Linked DNA regions of Homo sapiens: region 1 is linked to region 2. The links are chromatin loops, found by intact Hi-C in ENCODE. Cell type or tissue: MCF 10A. All regions are shown on one strand. Each heading gives the region's core, and the rest is flanking DNA. Links, peaks and the distances in the headings are about the cores only.

Region 1 (10,693 bases), core at 1,496-9,495, 81 kb before region 2:
AGAAAACACCAAGGTCTGGGGGCAGGGAATATGAGGCCGATTCGTGATAATTTCATAAAGCTGGATCAAAAGGAAAACACCTGTGTCTGGGGGCAGGGACCCTAAGGCCAATTAACTTAAACTTCCTACAGCTAAACCCAAAGGAAAAACCCCATCTTCCCACACCGATAACAAAGGCTCAAAGGCTACTCTCCTTACCACCTCCCCACTCCACCAAGGCTCACAGCGAAAGGGAGAGTGCCTTGAACTGCCTGAGGGCCAAGCAGGGACCATCCCTGCATCTGCACAGGTTGCCAGTTCACCTCAGCCTCAGCCACAGACCAAATCCTTCATCCAGATAAGGGGTTACCCATAGGAACCTCAAAAGAAGTACTTGAAGCCCAGAAAACCTTGTAACTGGGTCCTTGAGTGGCTTGCTGGGACCCGCTCCCACCCTGCGGAGTGCTTTCTCACTTTAATCCCTGCGTTTGCTACTTCATTCCTGTGTTTCATTCCTTTGTTACTTTGTGCATTTTGTCCAATTCTTTGTTCAAAACGCCAAGGACCCAGACAACTCACTCAAGACCCTCCTTCCAGTAACACAAGCACAGTCACATCTGGAGGTACTGGGGGTTAGGTCTTCAATATATACATTTTTAGGGGCAACATTCAGTCATAACAACCAATAATGCTTAGTTTACATGCTTCTGTTAGTCTATCCACATGTGTAAAAGTTGGGTACATGAGCTGCCGAATATATTCTATTTCTACACAACAATCAGGAATGTTTAGAGGAGGTGAAAATTCAAAGACTGGGGACACCCAATTGGTGAAACTTCAGGTCAGAAAATGGAATTTTGAAAGTGCTTTTTTGTGCTGAGTTGGGAACCAGTGACTGAGGAGAAGTTGCAGAATAGTTGCCTATTGCTTTACGTTTGGGAGGGTGATAATGAATAAAAAACAAGCCTGTAATCTCTTGTCCGCACACATTTCTAGGGACAGAAGATGCTCCAGCATTTGAGGAGATGAGGAGTGTGGCCGATTCTACATGACCTGTTCATCTCAGTAGTTCTAGCTGAAATAAAAACTTTATGTTGACTATGGCACATTGCCTCATTAGTCTTTGGGGTTTGACAGGTGATCTCTTTCTTTCTGTTTGTTGTTGTTGTTGTTGTTGTTGTTTTTTAAGAGATGGAGTTTCGCTCTTGTCCAGGCTGGAGTGCCGTGACGCGAACTGGGCTCACTGCAACCTCTGCCTCCCAGGTTCCAGCGATTCTCAGCCTCCTGAGTAGCTGGGATTACAGGCATCCGCCACCATGCCCAGCTAATTTTTTGACAGCTGATTTCTATTAAAAGTCTAAAATCAATAAATGTTGCCCCTAAAGTTGAAATCTATCATCACATAGTACTCCATGTTGTTTTCCATGTTTGAAGAGTTACATAGAAAGCCTCAAATAACAGAAAATTGCCATCTTAGATCAAGAATAAGAATCATTCACCAACAAAAATTAACAAGCACCAACTAAGTATCAGCATCACATGTGTTAAAGATGCCACCTCTTGCCTCCAAGGGCAGCCACCTTTGAGGCTTTCTGTACATAATGAGAACCTTGGTCTCCACAACCCCTTATGTTAACCTAGACACGCCTTTCTAGTGATTCCAGGTCTTTAGATAATAACATAACTCTTTCAACCAACGGCCAATCAGAAAATCTTTGAAGCCACCTGTGACCCGTGAGCCCCGTTTTGAGTTGTCCCACCATTTAGGACTGAACCAATGTATATGTCACATGTATTGATTGATGTCTTAGGTCTCCTTAAAATATGTAAAATGAAGCTGTAACCCACGCATCTTGGGCACGTGTTCTCAGGACCTTCTGAAGTTGCATCATGAGTCATGGCCCTCACATTTGACTCAGAATAAAATCTCTTCAAATATATATTTTTTGTCAACAAAAGGTATCTATAAATGAGGACTATTGGAACTGTTACACTAAGGAAAATATTACAAAGCTGTGTTATACAATGGGTGAAGGGGAGGGTCACTGTACCAGGAAACTAATTTATGGCTGTGGCTGTCTTTGAGAGGGAATTAGCACACACAAAGCAAGTTTAGATCATCAACAGAACAAACTTTTGAGAGAGATTATAGGAATCTTTTTATATGGAACTCTGAACATTATGGATGATGTCCTACTAGATTTTTTTTTTTTTTAAAGACAGGGTCTCATTCTGTTGCTTAGGCTGGGGTGCAGTGGTACAATCATAGCTTACTGTAAACTCAAATTCCTGGGCTCAAACGATCCTCCTGTTTCAGTCTCCCAAGTAGCTAGGATTTCAGGCACACGCCATGATGCCTGACTAATTTTTTATTTTTATGTTTTTGGTAGAGACAGGGTGTCTATGTTGCCCAGGCTGGTCTCAAACTCCTGGCCTCAAGTGATCCTCCTGCCTCGGCTTCCCAAAGCATTGGGATAACAGGTGTGAGCCACACTGCGCTTGGCCCTACAAGAAATTTGACAAAAATGCAGAACCAATCTTCTGTTGCCTCCTGCAGAAAAGAGTACGAAATATAATGTAGACCATTGCTCCAGGTAACTGAACATAATGCAGCGTGCTTGAGGGGCTTAAAGATGAAGGGAGGAACGATTTTCCCTGTCGTAATCTCAGGTAGAGGCTGTTCTTCGCTTTCCACAGACAGAGGCTGATGACCGCAGCTAATTTCTGGCTCCTCATTGCTCTGGCTCTTGGATCCTGAGACAGAGCAGGGACCCCTCTTAGGGGTCTCTGGGTCCCCCAGGCATGGACATAAAAGAAATTCTTGAGTACCTTCAAGGAAAATTCCAGGCACCTAGCTAGCTTAGAAAAGTAAATGAACAATTTGATAAGCAAGAAGGTAATAGTAGTTTAAAACAATAGCCAAAGAAACTAGAGCCAGAAGATGTTTGGCTCCCCATAGAAATTAAAGATAATATCTTAACATATGTTCCTGAGCTAGTTTTCAGAAACCTGGAGCCCCACAAAATGGAACTGCAGACACACAGACCTCAGATAAGGGAGAACTAAGGACTGAACTGTGATTGCCATTAGAAATTTCTTTCTGAGGGGCCTGGAGAAGGTCATACCCATGAGCCAGCACTAATATTCTTTTTTGTTTGATTTTTAAACAAAACTCTTTAACCATTGCAAATCAGAAAATCTTAGAATCTACCCCGACCTGTAAGCCCCACTTCAAGATATCCCACCCGTTTAGGTCAAAACCAATGTGTAACCTCCAGGATTGATTTACAACTTTGCCTGTAGCTTTCCTGAAATTTACCCCTGCTTTTTTTTTTCTTTTTTTTTTAATGGTGTTTCGCTCTTGTTGCCCAGGGTGGAGTGCAATGATATGACCCCGGCTCACCGCAACGTCCGCCTCAATGGTGCGATCTCTGCTCACTGCAACCTCCACCTCCCAGGTTCAAGTGATTTCCTGCCTCAGCCTCCTCCTGAGTAGCTGGGATTGCAGGCGCCGCCACCACAGCTGGCTCTGCCACCACACCCAGCTGATTTTGTATTTTTAGTAAGGATGGGGTATCTCCATGGTGGTCAGGCTGGTCTTGAACTCCCGGCCTCAGCTGATCTGCCCACCTTGGCCTCCCAAAGTGCTGGGATTACAGGCGTGAGCCACCGCGCTGGCCTACCCCGCTTTTAAAAACCATTACCTGCAAGCCACCTCAGAGGTCAGGATTTAAGCATTAGCTTCCTGGTCCTCCTTGCTTGGTGCTCTGCAAATAACTGCCTTCCTTTTTACTGCTGCAAACCTCAGTGTATATATCTGGTCTTACCAGCTGGGTGGGCAGACCCCAGTTCGGGTCAATGACGATCCTTCTCAGAGGTCAGGTCTCTAAGACAAAAGCATGGTGCTCTCCCAACCCCAGGCCTGCCCCCTTTCAAATCTGTGTAGATGACCCATCCAACACTCAGCCCCAAAGGTCCTTTGGTATCTGTGCCTCTTGCCTCCACTCCAGCAAATCCATGTCCAACTTTGACATGGGAACTGTGAAAGGAAAATAAATCTCAGGACTCCGGGCTCACTAAGCAAAAGCGAAAAGTCAAGCTGGGAACTGCATCAGGGAAATTTGTTTCCCATTTTATTCCTAAATAAGATAACCTCAAAGATTAAAAAAAAAAAAGAAAAGAAAAGCTACATACCTCCTTCACAATTTGTACATTAGGAAATTCCTTTACCCTAAAATAGTTCTGCTGAATTTTAGCCTGAAAATGTAAATTGATAGTGTATCTTCACAGGTATGGGACAAAGGGCAGAATTCAAAGTCATTCTTCTGCCCACCTGAGACAAATGCATATCAGATTTCTTCCTCTGTGTTGGGAAAAGCTGAGTGTTGGGAGAAGCTGAGGTGGGGCTTGCATATCTGACATAACGTAAAAGAGCTCTGGAACATGTCCAGGGTTCAGGGTCTAAATCCCCTTGTGGTCTTTGGAACACCAAGCTCTGTGCTAATGGGTGGAAGGCTACCCTGATGCACCATAATCTAAGCCCAGGGCATAAAATCCCTCATGGCTTGGACAGAATCCAGGGCTCGCAGCTCTGGAATGTGTCTAGACTTGCTGGCTCCTTGCTCCTTGCTCCTTGCCCTCCCAGGATCAACAGTACCTTGAGTTAAAAGAACCTGCTCTCCATTTTCTCAAGTAGCAGAGCAGATGCTAAACCATCACAGCTGTAAATCATGTGCTTAATGCAACACGCCCTTTCAGCCTCCACATTCTTACCACCTGTTTCTTTGCTGGATTACCAATAAATAGCACTGGGCTCCCAGAGCTCCGGGCCTTCACAGCCTCCACAATTGTGATGGTCCCGTGGTCCCACTTTACTTCTCCAACTGTCTTTTTCTCAGTCCTTTGACTCTGCCAGACTTTCTCACTCCCGTGACCTGGTGTTGGGTCTGATCACCCCAACATTCTGCCTTATGTTTATATTATATAAAAATGCAGATTAATTGAGCCAGATGAATGCATAAGTGACTATTCCTCTACCTACTTCTCACAAGTGAAGGGCTTATCAAAGACTCGAAAGCATGCCACTGCTTGCCTCCTATTTACCCACACTTTAAAACATTTTTTCCTCTTTCCCCAGTATCTGTCTTTCCCCCTTTAAATTTTGAAGCCCTCACAATCATCTTTGGAGATAAGTACAGACCTGTCTCCTGGATGCATCCTTAACCTTGGCAAAATAAATTTCAGTGCTGACTTTTATTTTGTATTGCCAAATGCAGACTACATGGACAGAGAAAGAAAAATATAACCAACTCTACAAGAAATGACACAAAATAAAAAAGGGAAGAAAAGACACACACATGCCCCATACAGATATGAACAGATAGTGCGAAACAGAGGTAAACAAGACACACAAATACAGACAGGAAGAAGCAGATAAACAAACAAAAAAACAGAGGGATAACATTTTATTAATGAATGTCTCCATCTTGTGGTTATTCATAATGTAGCTACTAATTAAGTCAAGTTTCTTTTTCCATTGTTTATTCATCCATCCACCTTTTCATGCATTCATCCTTCAGTGCAACCGATATTCTTGAGCTCATGCTATATGGCAGGTCCTATTCTAGTGTTGGGGATAAGATAGTGAACAAAGCAGATGAACATCCCTGTCTTTGTACAGCTTTCATTCCAGTTGGGCAGATGGGTGGTAAATTAGGTAAGTATAATGTGTAGTAAATTAGATAAGTATAATGTTAGGTTGCATAATGCTAAGAAGAAAACATAAAGTAGGGAAGGAAATATGAAAGGCTGTTGGAAGATGGAGTTAATATTTTCAGTAGAGTGATCATGGAAGGTCTCACTGAAAGAGTGACTTTTTAGTGAATGCCTGAAGAAAGGGTAGGAGAGAGAAAAGGAGGAAACCTCATGGATATGTAGGGGAAGAGCGATTCAGGAAGAGGAAAAACCCAGTGCAAAGGCTTTGAGTGGGAGTGTGGCTGCTCAAGGAATGGCAAAAAGATCAACTGGGGCTGGAGTGTAGTGAGCAAGGAGGACAGCTGGGAGGTGAGTAAGGAAAAGAGCAAAGAGAGAAAGCAAGAAGGAGAGCATGGAGGACAGCAAGAAGAAGAGGACGAAGGTGAGCAAGGAGGAGAGAAAGAAAAGTGGGCAAAAGAGTAAGGAGATAAGCAAGGAGGTGAGTAAGGAGGAGAACAAGGAGGTGAAGATGGGAGATAAGCAAGGAAAAGAACAGTGAGTTGAGCAAGGAGGTGATCCAGGAGAACATGCAAGGAGGTAAGCAATGAGAATGAGCAAGGAGGTGTGCAACGAGAGTAAGGAGGTAAGCAAGGAGATGAGTAAGGAGAGTAAGGAGGTAAGCAAGGAGGTGAGCAAGGGGGAGAATAAGGAGGTGAGAAAGGAGGGTGAGCAAGAACAGAAAGCATGCAGAATAGCAAGAAGGTAAGCAAGGAGGAGAACAAGTAGATAAGCAATGAGAGTGAGCAAGGAGGTGAGCAAGAAGAAGAACAAGAAGATGAGTAGGAGGATAACCAAGAAGGTGAGCAAGCAGCAGAGCACTAGGAGAACAGCAGGCCCACATCATTCTGGCTTTGGCATTTGCTCTGAGTGAGGTGGGTGACACTGGAGGATTTTGAGCAGAGGCAGTACACCATATGACATGAACCTGGTTGCTGAGATGAGAGTAGGCTCTAGGGGACTAAGGCTGGAAGCTGGGAGAACAGAAGGGCTATGGCAATACTACAGTGAGAGATGAGGCTTGGATCGAGGTGGTGGCAGTGGGAAAGGCAAAAAAAAGTAGAATTCTAAAGATACTCTGAAAGTAGATACAGCAGGATTTTTTAATGGGCTTGATGTGGAATGTGAGAAAAGAGGGACAATAAATAGATAGAATTTCTTCTTAATTACCAGTGAGGGAGCACTTGTGTAGAGTGTAGTCCCTTTGTTTTGGCCAATTTCTCCCTTTTGGAATGAGAGTATTTAGCTAATGCCTGTACCCCTTTGTATCTTGGAAGTAACTAATTGTTTTTTGATATTACAGGCTCATAGGTGGAAGGAACTTTCTTGCCTCAGATAAGACTTTGGATTGTGGACTTTTGAGTTAATCCTGAAATGAGTTAAGACTTGGGGGACCGTTGAGAAAGGATGATTGTATTTTTCAATGTGAGGAGGGGCCTGGTGTGAGGTGACCAGGATCATGGGGGTGGATTTCTCCCTTGTTGTTCTCATGATAGTGGGTGAATTCTCATGAGATCTGGTTGTTTAAAAATGTGTAGCACCTTCCCGTTTGCTCTCCTCCTCCTGCTCCAGCCATGAAAGACATGCCTGCTTCCCCTTCACCTTCCACCGTGATTGTAAGTTTCCTGAGGCCCCCCAGCCATGCTTCCTGTACAGCCTGCAGAACCGTGAGCCAATTAAACTTCTTTTCTTTATAAATTACTCAGTCTCAGGTAGTTCTTTATAGCAGTGCAAGAACAGACTAACACAGGGTCTTTGAGACCTGTCAGTGCCATGTTGATTTGTGGATAGCTATTTTTGGAGGGGTGCAGGGGAGCAAGGGGAATGAAGGCCAGTATGTCCTACTCTGTCATCTTGGTGATATCGCTCTCTTGATTTCATTTGAAGTGAATCCTATCACTTCGTATCAATTTCAAAACTAAATTCATCCAAATTAAGTAATTTCACTAACTCTGTGTCCACTCAGTATTATGAACATCATAATGAAAGTTATCACAAAAATTGAAAATCAACCCTAAATTTATAAATACCAAGAGTGTTTTAATGTTTTTATAGTTTTTACAGCCACTTTACATAACAATGTTGATGACAATCAAAATCTTCTGCCTATTATTAAAAAGTTAAAAGTATGTGCAGTGGCTCACGCCTGTAATCCCAGCCCTTTGGGAGACTGAGGTGGATGGATCACTTGAGGTCCGGAGTTTGAGACCAGCATGGCCAACATGGTGAAACCCCGTCTCTACTTAAAAAATACAAAAATTAGCCGGATGTGGTGGCAGGCACCTGTAATCCCAGCTACTTGGGAGGCTGAGGCAGGAGAATCGCTTGAACCCATAAGGCAGAGGTTGCAGTGAGCCGAGATGGTGCCACTGCACTCCAGCCTGGGTGATAGAGAGAGACTCCGTCTCAAAAAAAAAAAGTTAAAAGTGTGTAAAATCATTATTGTTTGTCTTGTAAAAAGTTTCTATTTCAATATAGTGTCATATCTTTTTACCAAGTTTACAAATAAGCTTTTCCTTTGATTGGAGGCTAAATCTTAGCTCATGTGTGAAATGTAGCATCAACGAGAAAACATAAATTACATTGCCCATTTTGGTCTTTGATTATTAAATGGTTGGCAAGTATTCCTTCTGTTTGAATAAAACTGGGAATTCGAGTTAATAATATAGTAAATCTTTGTAAAAATTTTCCATGATTCACCCAATGAGCATTGGCAAAGAACACAAGTTCATTAAATTCACTATCTTCTCTTTTATATAATTATTCCATAAACTGGTGACGATTTATGGCACTGACGCATATGAACTCAATGATTTAAAAAAACTCTATCCATGACACTTTTCATAGAGTGTTTGAGAAAACTGAGAATAAAAATTTTCAGGAGAACAAAGCTATAAATAAATGCATTTGCCTCTTGTTTAAAAATTCCAATAAAACCTGATAGTTGACTTAATACATCTGGAGTACAAGTTGTCATGACAGAAACAAATATAATCACATTTAGTTGGAATTTTTTTCTTTGAGAGACATAAAGGATTAAAATGTATTTATGCCATGAGTTTGATTTTCGGGGTCATGAATGACATTTCTCCATAAATTAGGAAGTCCTTTGAGAAGAAAAGCCATTAATTTGGTTAGTGTTCTTGTATTGCACAACTAATCTAAAGCTAAAGAAGAGTACTTGCAATTTTTCAAACTTTATATCAATTGACATTTGATATCATGTAAACAATCTTCTGTTTTACACGCTATAGTTGGTTGGCTTTAATTGGAGGTCTTTCACTTTGGGTAAAATAAATTATGATCTTTTACTTATACTTCAGTTATTTTAAAAAATAGTAGCTGAAAATTAAAGTCACCCTGGTTGGGGAGCATTTAAAACAACACAAAGGACAAAAATGCGGGAGCAAGGCCAGGCTCATCCCAAATCAGCTGAATCTGAATTTCTGGCAGGGGGCCTAGGATGCGCATTCTAATTTAAAGCTCCTGGGTGATTCTGTACTAAGTAGTCAGCAGTGGGCCGGACGCGGTGGCTCAGGCCTGAAATCCCAGCACTTTGGGAGGCCAAGGCAGGCGGATCACGAGGTCAGGAGATCAAGACCATCCTGGCTAACATCATGGTGAAACCCCATCTCTAATAAAAATATAAAAAATTAGCTGGGCGTGGTGGCACGTGCCTGTAGTCCCAGCTACTTGGGAGGCTGAGGCAGGAGAATTGCTTGACCCAGGAGGCAGAGCTTGCAGTGAGCCGAGATTGCGCCACTGCACTCCAGCCTGGGCGATAGAGCGAGACTCTGTCTCAAAACAAACAAACAAACAAACAAAACAAAAAGTAGTCAGCAGTGAGAACCAGGGACCTTGGCTTTTGATCATCTCTCTGGTGGATTGAAGGAAACTGTTTTCCATCACAGAGCTGGCCTGTCCTCAGCTCAGTGAGTCCACTGTGTTCATCCAGGGCAGCACTTTCCATCCCTCTCAGAAAGATGCTTCCAGCCAGGCCCATATACTTGCTGACATTTTCCTCTCCCCCACTCCTCCTACCATTAATTTCAGCTACTGCATCTTAGCCTCCACCCATCTCCCCATGTCCATGTCTCAGTGCATGTTATTTCTGCTGCCATATAGTAAAGGTCTCCTCAAAGTCCATCTAAAATCCCAATCTTTCCTTAATCAAACCCACAGTCTTCTACTTTTACCCTATGTCCAAACCAATCCCTCAGGCTCCTTAAGCAGAGTGCTTCTGCTCTTTTATGTTCTTCTTAAATTGCTTTCTCAGCATTTTAACTGCACACGTCCTCATTCTCTAAATGCTTTGGGACCTTAAAGGCAGGGACCCAAAGCTGATTCACTTTGACCCTAACACACTTTATGCAAGGCTGGATACACAACAAGTAAACTCATTGAATGAGTAAACAAATGGACAACTGAATATAACTATGGAGAAATTAACACTCATGAAAGAATACATTAACAAAAAAATTCAGGTTTAATTCATAAATGGAAGTGGCTAGGCTCTTGCCAGAGCTCCATGAAGTACCCTCCCCAGGAAAAGAACAAAGAAGATGGGAGATGGGGGTCTGATTCTGGCCCCATTTCTGATGGCTGATTTGCAATTTCTACTCTTGTTAGCAATTGGAAAACCCATCTAAGAAGTTATCGTCTCTTTGCATAGGTCTGCTTGTGTGCATCTCTTCATTTCAATGGCTACGTCACGAATACCTGCAAGAAACTGTAAGTGAGACTTCCACTCTCCTCCTCCTTCCTTATACTCTGCATTTTACTCATACAGACTGGGCTGGAGTAGGATATAAGTCAAGTCACACTCTGGTGTGATCCATCTGACAGGGCTCTCTGCAGCAGAGGCAATGAGCTAGAAATGTGTCCTCCAAAGATGGGACTTCCAAATTCCTAAATCTTCTCAAAATCTATGTCAATCACATATTGGCATATTTTCTAAACTTTA
Region 2 (10,693 bases), core at 1,569-9,568:
TTAGTGTCATAAACTGCTTTTTAAAAACTTAATTCTGGGAGCTTTTTGCAAATAGTTTTTTTTACCTTCTAATTTATCTGAAGAAAGATCTGCAAAAAGGTTAGCAAAACAGCACAAAGAACAGTGAGGAGTCCCAACTTTAGACATAAACAGTGGAATAATAGGCATCGAAGGCTTGGAAGAGTAGGGGGTGAAAGCGGAGCGAGGGGTGAGAAATTAGTAATGTGAGCACAACCTACGCTATTTGACTTACGGTTACCCTAAAAGACAAGACTCCACTATGCGATACATCCATGTCATGACACTGCACTTGTCGTCCTTAAACTTATACAAATAATTAAAAAGAAATAGAACAGAAACATGGGGCTTCGTGAATAAAACGTTCCCTAATAGTTATCCTAACCCTTCATTTCTTCAGTGATTTACTTCACTCCCCTTTATCCATTTGGTCAATGAATCACCCTTTTTTCCAACTAGTATTTACTTAACCCTACTATGGGCTGGATAACTTTCTGGATACAAGAAATGCAGCATGGACAGAACAGATATGGTTAAAACCCCATTCTTGGTGTAGCATACAGCAATTGTATCACGCAGTTACCATAACCTCCAGCAGCATGATGAACCATAGACGCAATATAGAAGGAGCTGTTCTCTGACAGGGAAATGCAGCCATGGTTTTTGCTTCATGATGTGCATGTTGGTCTGCCTGTTCTTCTCTAGCCTCTAGCCTGGAAGCTTCATCCTGACGGTACCCTCAGAAGTGTCACCTCTACTGCAGACCTTTCCCATCTTGACCGTGTTCTCTTGCCTCCTTCCTGGTCCTTGTGTCTTCCCGTTGCCCTGGGACGCTCGTGGGCCATATCAATGACGAACACATCATCCTCTGACTTCACCCTCCTGGGGCTTCTGGTGAACAGTGAGGCTGCCGGGATTGTATTTACAGTGATCCTTGCTGTTTTCTTGGGGGCCGTGACTGCAAATTTGGTCATGATATTCTTGATTCAGGTGGACTCTCGCCTCCACACCCCCATGTACTTTCTGCTCAGTCAGCTGTCCATCATGGACACCCTTTTCATCTGTACCACTGTCCCAAAACTCCTGGCAGACATGGTTTCTAAAGAGAAGATCATTTCCTTTGTGGCCTGTGGCATCCAGATCTTCCTCTACCTGACCATGATTGGTTCTGAGTTCTTCCTCCTGGGCCTCATGGCCTATGACTGCTACGTGGCTGTCTGTAACCCTCTGAGATACCCAGTCCTGATGAACCGCAAGAAGTGTCTTTTGCTGGCTGCTGGTGCCTGGTTTGGGGGCTCCCTCGATGGCTTTCTGCTCACTCCCATCACCATGAATGTCCCTTACTGTGGCTCCCGAAGTATCAACCATTTTTTCTGTGAGATCCCAGCAGTTCTGAAACTGGCCTGTGCAGACACGTCCTTGTATGAAACTCTGATGTACATCTGCTGTGTCCTCATGTTGCTCATCCCCATCTCTATCATCTCCACTTCCTACTCCCTCATCTTGTTAACCATCCACCGCATGCCCTCTGCTGAAGGTCGCAAAAAGGCCTTCACCACTTGTTCCTCCCACTTGACTGTAGTTAGCATCTTCTATGGGGCTGCCTTCTACACATACGTGCTGCCCCAGTCCTTCCACACCCCCGAGCAGGACAAAGTAGTGTCAGCCTTCTATACCATTGTCACGCCCATGCTTAATCCTCTCATCTACAGCCTCAGAAACAAGGACGTCATAGGGGCATTTAAAAAGGTATTTGCATGTTGCTCATCTGCTCAGAAAGTAGCAACAAGTGATGCTTAGAGAGTCACTGCCCAGAGGATAAGGCTTCCTAAGGACTTCCTCCATTTGCCCTGTTTCCCTGGAGATGATCTGCTCAGCTATCAACCTACACTTACTACTGGCAGTTAAGATGATTCACCCTGTCTGGATTCTTGCTCCTCGGGAGCAAGGGAAAGATGTTTTACTGTTATGCAGAGATCTTTCAGTGAAGTATCAAAAATGGTTTATTATGAAGTTAAATAATTTATCTAGTCTTTTTATTTAGGGAAGAAAAACCCCAAATATTAGAGTTCACAGCAACCTTTCACTCTGAACTAGATCTCCTTCACAACATTTGTTCATGTTTAAACAACACAATGAAAGAAACCTGCAAAAGCTATCAAATGTTTACAGTCAAATTCTGTGATTAGCAGCAATAGAGTAAAAGAATGCCAATACACAAGTGGCAAAGAAGATAAAAGCACACACTTTAGTCGTGTTTTTTATTTTAGTATTAACCCCAAGTAACTATAAGCTCTAATATTATCGTTGAATCTCTGACCCTCTTGAGTACAGACAGCAGCTATCAAATACTAGGCCACAATAAATGGTGGTGAATTGAACAGAACTGAGTATGAATGGGTGGAGGTTCAGCATGACACAGCTACTCACAGGGAATAGACTCTAACACTTAGCATCAAAGAACATGACTGCCACTTTCCTTGAGGATGTATTAACAGGATACCAGGTTCGTTAACATCCATGGCCAGAAACTTCCCTTTTCCAAGTTCTGTGATTCAACAGCAACACTTAAGGCACTTTGAGACTGACTGAGTGGGGTGGGAAGTCCCTGGAGTTTTCCATGCGGGTGTTACATGATAACAGACACGTTTTTAAAGCATCACTATGCCTACAGTGTAGGAAAATAGAACAAAGGGCAAACATGGATACAGGAAGACAATTGAGGTTTCAGAGATGAGAAACAAGGATGGCTTGTGTAGGGTGTGGACACAAAGGATTTGGCTCATGGATTTGGCGTGTGTTAGCAACAGGTGTAGAGTGAAGGATAACTTATTGGTTTGGGCCCAAGTGAATAAAAAAATGGAATATTGATATTTGGAAAACTTGTCGGTAGCAGAAGTCAAGAATTCACTTAAGATAATTTGGAAATATCTATTAGGTATTTAAGCTAGGCCGGGTGCAGTAGCTCATACCTGTACTCCCAGCACTTTAGTGGAGACCAAGGAGGGTGGATTGCTTGAGCTCAGGAGTTTGAGACCAGCCTGCCAACATAGCAAAACCCCATCTACCAAAAACACAAATATCAGTTGGATGTGGTGGCACATGCCTGTAGTCCCAGCTACTTGGGAGGCTGAGGTGGGAGGATCACGGGAGGCTGAGAAGTTGAGGCTGCAGTGAGCCGTGATGGCACCACTGTGCTCCAGCCTGACTGGCAGAGAGGCCTTGTCTCAAGATAAATACATAAATACAGAAAGATATTGAAGCTATATGTAAAGTCAATTGTACTTCAGATTAGAGTTCTGAACATAAAGCATACATTTAATAATCAGAGTACGAAGAGCATTTAAAAACAGGTTTTTTGAGAGTTTTCTTAAGAGAAAGCTTGAGACTGAGATCTGAGGCAGCTGGCGTCACATGAAAAATTAGAAAGATAGGGTTTTATGAGGTTAGAAGAAATCTAAGACAAAGTGTTTAAAGAAAGTAAAAGCAACTGCAACAAGTGCAGTCTATGGTTGAAATAAGTGAGATTTGGTTACTGTATTTAGCAACATGAAAGGTTACTTGTAACCTTAGTGACCATTTTTAATGGAGATATGCTTAGAGATGATTCAGGGTAAAATCAAGGGGGAGGAAGTGGATAAGGTAAGTTGAGTATGAATTTTTAGATTTTTTTGTAAAGGAAATGGAGTATAACTAGAAAAACGTGATACCAATGTGTTTGATGTTAATGGTGCTGTCATGTGATATTGAGTATGAAGTTCAAAGGAATAATTCAGTACAAAAAGAAAATCGATATATGAGAAATGGAGGAAAGTTTCAGAAAGATGGCCTTTGAGAGTGGCCGAAAGCACAGAAACCAGTTTAGAAGTGGAGAGTTTGAACTTTTGTAAGAGCATGGCCAACTCAGTGACAATAGCAGGAGGTCAGGCAGAGCGTGTGTTATAACTAAGATCCCTTCCGATGGTTTGTATCTTCTCGGTGCAGTTAGAATCAATGAGAGCGTCTATGAGTAAAGATCAGGGTGGTCCCGTCAAAAGTTTGAGAGGAGAAGAGAATCATCTTGGAGAAGAGGTAAGTTAATAAGCTAGTAGAGACATCTGGGTTGTAGGACAACCTTCGGACTCCCCCTCCTTTGCATTGAATTTATGAATTTAGCACAGCACATTTGTCAGACGATTCATGATGTGTGTTCGGGATGGTGGCCAGAAAATAGTAGGCACTCAATATGTTAACTAGAATTATGTTAAAAACAAGGACAAAATAACAGCAGCAACTGCTGTTACTACTACAAACTTATTCCTTTGTGAATAAAGTGTGTCATATTTATGCTTTTCCAAGGCATATAATTTGCAGTATGTAATAGATGTTCAGTAGCTGTTTATTTCAATAAATTTGTCTCTTTGGGCAATTAAAAGTTGTATAGGCAGAATTCTTCATGGTGTGGAGTTTCTTGTATAATATGGCATGATTTTGCATTATAAGGTGACACTGTCACTTCATTTCAAAATGTTAATTATTTACGTTTAGAAGTTAAATTCCACCCTACTCCTAAAACATTCTCTCTGTAATCTTGGCTTTGGTGGTGGCTTCTCTGGTGATGGGTTCCCATTTAGCGTGGGAAAATGTCCCTGCTCTGAGTGTCCTAGTTGTAGTTGGCACCAAGAGGAGATGGGCACACAGATTTCACTAAAATACTGTGTGATACCAGCATATATGCCCAGCAACAGATTGTTCAGATGTTGAACAGCTTTTTATAAGGTTTTTTCCCCATGAATATTTAACTGTTCTTTAATTATTTCCACCCCATCTGCCAATTTCAAAGGCAATTTAAGGGTGATAAGGCCATATGCTTGGAGCTTGAACCCCCTGGAGTCTGAATATTAGCCTATTTCTTTCTGGGCTGTGTGCCCTGAGCATGTTACCTAACCTCTCTGTGCCATAGTTTACTATCTTGCTCAGAGTCTATCATAGTTGAAGAATGAGGAAGAGGCTTCTTAGAGCAGATATTTTCTAAGCCTACAACTGTTGCTCCTTCAGGCCATGGGGGCTCTGCCTGAGTGATCTAGCCAAGCCGTCTTCTGTGGGTTCCCTGGGCAAAGCTCTCATCAGGAGTTCCTTGATTCGTTGAATAGCTTCTACCTCAGGTACTGCACTGAGACATTTGCGATTGCGTCTAAGATGGTTATATATCTCCCCACTTTCTCTTGGCTTGCTGATCTATCTGTACAGGAAGAAGAAATCTATACATGAATATGAAGTCCCAAGTGATTGTTACTATGGGACACCATGACATCCTCCTCCTGACACCTTGTGGCCAGTTAGTAATATGACATTATCCTAAAACAACACCATGTGTTCTCTATTCTTTAAAACTGCATGTATCATTAGGAGAATAAAAAAAAAAAAATGAATAATATCGGTACCTTTGGACTGATGGTGACATCATTTTTGTTATTAAACATTTTCTGCATTTTAGCAGTTATTTTTACTCTGTAATCCCTCCAGAATCAATTGGAAAAAATACAATGAATTGTATAAAAACCTTGAATCTATGATTATTTATTGCCAAATAATTTGCCAAAAAGTTTGTTTCTCCATATATATTTCTGTAATTATAGATAGAATTTAATAGCTTTAAATATTATAGTTAATATCCCTCACTTTATTTGGTAAAACTTGAAAAGTTACTGAATTTGCTACAACATAGAGGAAAGAAGTCTTTGCTTGGGGATATTTAATTCCAGCCACTTTGTAATTTTAGGGAGTGAATTGAATCACCACTTAATGACGCAGGCAACAGCAGGGCTTCTAAGAAAATCACATTATAAATCAGCGTTAATCTCTTCTTATACTATGAAATATAACACTAGAAATGCCATGCAAAACTCATTATTAATCATCTCAAGAAAACAGTTGTGAAACCATTCATGAAATAACCCCGCACCCCATCAAGAAACGGAACATAACCAGCACTCCAGGGCGCTCTTGTTTGATCACCGCACATGCCCCAGGGCAAAAACAGGCATTATTCTAAATGTCTCTAACTTTCATTTGAACTATTAGACATGCAAAAATGTGCAAAATTAGCACAATGAGCTTCCAATGTGGCCGTCACTCAATTTCTCTTAATGCTGACATTATTTTGAAACAGTTTTGCTCTTGCTGCCCACGCTGGAGTGCAATGGCATGATCTCAGCTCAGTGTAACCTCCCCTCCTGGGTTCAAGTGATTCTCCTGCCACAGCCTCTCAAGTAGCTGGGATTACAGGCACCCACCACCATGCCTGGCTAATTTTTTGTATTTTTAGTAGAGACAGGGTTTCACCATATTGGCCAGGCTGGTCTTGAACTCTTCTGTCTGCTCAATTGCACACTGATAATGTTGATGACAAGCTTCTTTCCAGGAGCAGAAGAAAGACCGGATGAGACAAATCATTCCTCCACCTACCCAGGGACTTCTGCATAATTGACTCTTCCTTGGCTCCTTCTATCTCTTCAGACATTCACCTTATCCTGTGTAAAATGTACATTTACTGGGCACTAACTGAAGTCTCACAGAAACGTAACCATTGACCTTACCACCAACCCGCCCGTCTTCCTATATGCCTTCCCCCACCTTAAGAAAATATATACGTACTGAGTGTTCTAAAAACCTCTTTGGAAAAATGGCCATGGGTGTGTCTGTGGCTTATTTTTCTAGACATACTCTAATATTGGCTTAATGAAACTTGACTGAGCAATTCTCACTCATTTCAGTTAAGTTTCTAACATTTCTTTAGTTGGGCCTTGACAGCGAAGAATATTGGTCAGTTATTTTGCCAAATGAATTTCATAGTAATTATTCCCTGGATTTCTTCTTGCATGACTGGATAAATATTCCTAAATACTACAGTTTAATTTTTACTATTCATTGAAAATTATATAAATTGTATACCCTGTCGATGAAAAGTCAAACCCTGTATTTTAAGATTTATTCTGAGCCAAATGAGTGACCAATGGCCCATGGAACCACCCTCAGAAGATCCTGAGAAACACGGGTCTGAGGTGGCCGGACAACTTGGTGTTACGCATTTTAGGGAGACATAAGACATCAGTCAACATGTATAAGATGTACAGTGGTTTGACCTGGAAACACACAACAATTGGAAGCAGGAGTTTCTAAGTCAGAGGCAGATTCAAAGATTTTCTGATTGGCAATTAGCTGAAAGAGTTGTTTATCAGTAGAAAGAAATGTCTGGTTATGGTAAGGGTTTGTGGAGACCAAGACTTGATCTTGTAGATGAGGCCTCCAACAAGCAGGCTTCAGAGAGAAGATTGTAAATGTTTTTTAATTAGACTTAAGTCTTAAAGAATCTGTTCTATCAGTAATTCCAAAAGGGAGGGAGGGTATCCTGAGGCATGTCAAGCTCTTCCTTCCTATCATGGCCTGAACTAGTTTATCAGGTTAACTTTGGAATGCCTTTGCTGAGACGAGGGCCCTATTCAGATGGTTGAGGGAGGCTTAGAATTTTACTTTTGGTTTAAAACCCTTTAGTATTTAGCCGGAATTTTAGGAAGGGGACCCTGATTTTTGTAGTGAGAAGAACCCATATTAGTGCCCATGGACATAAACATACACAAACAACAAATAAGCAATTCAAGATCTGATAAAAAGATAATGACATTGAAAGATGCTTCTGAACCCTATGTCTGAGGCCACCAAACAATCCAAGCAAAATCATTCTTGTGACCTGGTTACAAAGATGTGCATTTCAAATACCAGTAAAGAGAAAAGACACAAAAATGGGAAGATTAAAAGAATTTTTAAAAAGAAAACAGATTCCTTATTAGCCTTTCCATCAGAATGAGCTTATTTCCAGAGTCCCAGCCATTAATGAAGAGCCTAGAGTAGTTATGAACAAAATTTGACTTCACCTCTCAAAACCTGACTTGGTGAACAAGGTCCCAAAACTAGCTGCCATCAGTGATATGCAGAAGAGCAAGTGCAGAGGGCAAGCTGGGCTACAAGAGGACTCTAAGGGGCACAAGCAGGTTGTGTGGTTCAGTCTCCTGTGAGCATGCTCTGAGAGGCAGATAGGTCTAAAGAGCAGAGATGGAAGATTGACACTGATAGAATACCATGTCAGAAGTCAGAGTCACAATCACTTTGGTGACTGAGTGGGGACAGGACAGGTTTTGAGGGTTGGTAATCATTCTTGACCAGCTGGGTCAAGAAAGAGATTGAGCTCCTGGTCTCTAGCAATCCTCCCACCTCAGCCTCCCCAGTAGCTAGGAGATATATGTATTTGTATATACATATATATGGGTGTGTGTGTATATATACATATATATGTATACATGAAAGAAAACTGACTAATCTCTATATATATGTGTATGTGTGTGTGTATATATATATATGTATATAGAATCTCCTTCTGATAAATATCCTGTTGAAACTGTGACTCCCTCAGGAATTCTCGGTGCCGTCTTCACAGCCCTCCCTCTTCTGCAGCCCCTGCTCTGCCGCTTCCATCCAGGCTGCTTGCCCCAGAGATGGGCTGCGCTGCACGGGGCTCCTCCTGAGATGCTGCCTCTTCCCCATGACCCTCTGGATTCTTGATTGTCTGTGTACCACGTCTTCTACTTTAAAACCTCCCCATTGTGGAGCATGTCTTTCAACAGGTTTATAAACAAAGTACGTGGGAGGAAATTTTTTAAAGGCCTTGCATGTTTGAAAATGACTTTTTTTATCCTCCCACTTTGACAGTAGATCTGGCCAGGTGTCAATGTGTAGGTTGAAAAAAGCTTTCCCTCATGAATATGAGGATGTCCCTCCTCCATTGTCTTCTAACATTCAGTATTTCTCCTGGGAGTTCCATGCTCTCAATTTTAGTTGTGTTGTCGTCCCCTGGAGGCTTCAGGCTCTCCTTTGGCAGTCGTGTTAAACATTCATAATGTCTTCATAAGGGCTCTTTTTAACAATTATGTTGGGCAATTGATGAACCTTTTAATCTTGAAACGTGTCTTTCAATTCCAGAATTTTTGCTCTGAAACATGACTGAAATATGTGCTTTCCTTCCATCTAAAACATTCTTTTCCTCTGGAATTTTTATTACTTGATTTGCCTCCTGACTCACAAACTGGATCTCTTCTTCTACCTTCTTTTGCATCTGTCTTGTCCTACTTTACAGTCTACACTGCCATAATCTAAATGTTCAAGAACTCTTAAAAATTTCTCCAATGCTCTGTTTAAAACACCCTGTTCTAGTTTAATATCTGTTTGTATGTTCTTATCTGTCATAGCAGATTAGTCAGTTATCTTTTATAGAAAGAGTTTCTCTAATTACTGCATACTGTATTTCTTCTTATTTTCACTGATTTGTGTGATTTCTGCCTTTTATTTTAGAAGCTTTCCTCAAGTTTTGTAATCCCTGTCTCTCTCCTAATGTTAGTCTCTGGATAAGGACAAGCCTTAACGAGTAGGAGTCACTAAACTATGATGTAAATGACTTATTTTGGAAACCTCAAATGTCAGTATTCCTAGGTATTTTCTTTGGTATGGTCTGCTTCCTCTGCAAATCTTTCTGGGGGCTGCCAGCATTCTGAGAACCCACGTTGGGGAAACGTGCTGGTGTGCTTCACAATGTAGGGTGCAGACTTCCCACTTACACCCACGCAATGTCTGTTTTCCAATCCCAGAGCCCTTTGGGTACACCACCACCTCCCAAGTTAGTGTCGCGTCAGGTCGGGGAGGAAGGGTTGTCTAACTAAAGTGCGTGTATAACAGTTTTTATACAAACTTTTAGCCAAGCCTCCCATTTCAATGTTACCTGTAATATTTAGACAGACCTGATTAGGAGTTCTTCCAGCAGGAATCAACTTGCTTCCGAACTTCTCCACTCACCAGCTCAGTGTTCTGCTTTGAGATTTTTGAGTCAAAAACAGTTTCCTTTGGCTTTCCAGCTTCCAAAACTTTGTTGCTGTTTTTTCTCCCAACATCTTGATTCTTCTGTATTTATGCTTTAAACATAAGAGTCCCTTCACTGAGTGGTAAACACTTATGTTTCAAAAAAGGCCTGAAAATATCTTTTGTTAATTTAATCCTTTTAATTTTTTATTACCATTTTCTTTCAAATTTTTAAGTTTATATTTTAATTGACAATTGTATATATGGTGTACAACCCAATGTTTTAATATGTATATACATATATACACATTTTGGAAAGACAAAATCAAGCTAATCAACATATCAATTACTTCACATCCTATAATTTTTGAGTGGTGGAGTATTTAAAATCTAGCAATTTGAAAATAAATATATAATACGTAGATATAAACTGTAATCATCATGTTATACAATAGATCTAAACTTATTTCTCCTGTCTAACTACCCTTACTTTTGAATGATAGTATAGCTGGGTTTACAATTCGGGATTGGTAGTTTTATTCTAACAGCATTTGTCCTTGAGACGTTCTCTCTTTTTTAAAGTTTTTTTTCCAACTTTTATTTCAGGTTGAGGGGTACATGTGCAGGTTTGTTATATAGGTAAGTTGCATGTCACTGATTATTTCACCACCCAAGTGATAAGCATAGTTCCTGATAGGTAGGTTTTCAGTCCTCACTTTCCTCCCTACACCCTCAAGTAGGCCCGGTGGGGGGGTCTGTTATTCTTTGTGTCCATAGGTACTCTGTTTAG

The links. A loop is a pair of places that touch in the nucleus more often than their neighbours do. Peaks named below come from ENCODE experiments on the same cell type or tissue, not always from the same donor. Only the 100,000 strongest peaks of a DNase experiment are listed, where the experiment ranks them.
Region 1: it touches region 2 in a loop (9-fold over the local background); 4 of 110 quality-filtered maps call a loop at or near these places.

What each region holds. Positions count from the first base shown.
Region 1 is chr1:248,698,615-248,709,307 of GRCh38, reverse strand. It overlaps OR14I1 (olfactory receptor family 14 subfamily I member 1), which reads left to right and starts at 6,542. Exons shown (of 5, transcript NM_001004734.4): 1 at 6,542-6,605; 2 at 7,303-7,397; 3 at 10,403-10,461. It also overlaps the pseudogene LYPD9P. In MCF 10A, for the core only: a CTCF peak has its summit at 5,489 (motif pointing left); no DNase peak of the experiment used is centred there.
Region 2 is chr1:248,617,303-248,627,995 of GRCh38, reverse strand. OR2T11 (olfactory receptor family 2 subfamily T member 11) reads left to right here. Exons shown (of 2, transcript NM_001001964.2): 2 at 724-4,439. The coding sequence starts at 868. The coding sequence ends at 1,818. Among named protein-coding and RNA genes, the nearest start is that of OR2T11, 12 kb to the left of the region's middle. In MCF 10A, for the core only: CTCF peaks have their summits at 5,335 (motif pointing left) and 8,926; DNase peaks (open chromatin) are centred at 5,315 and 8,905.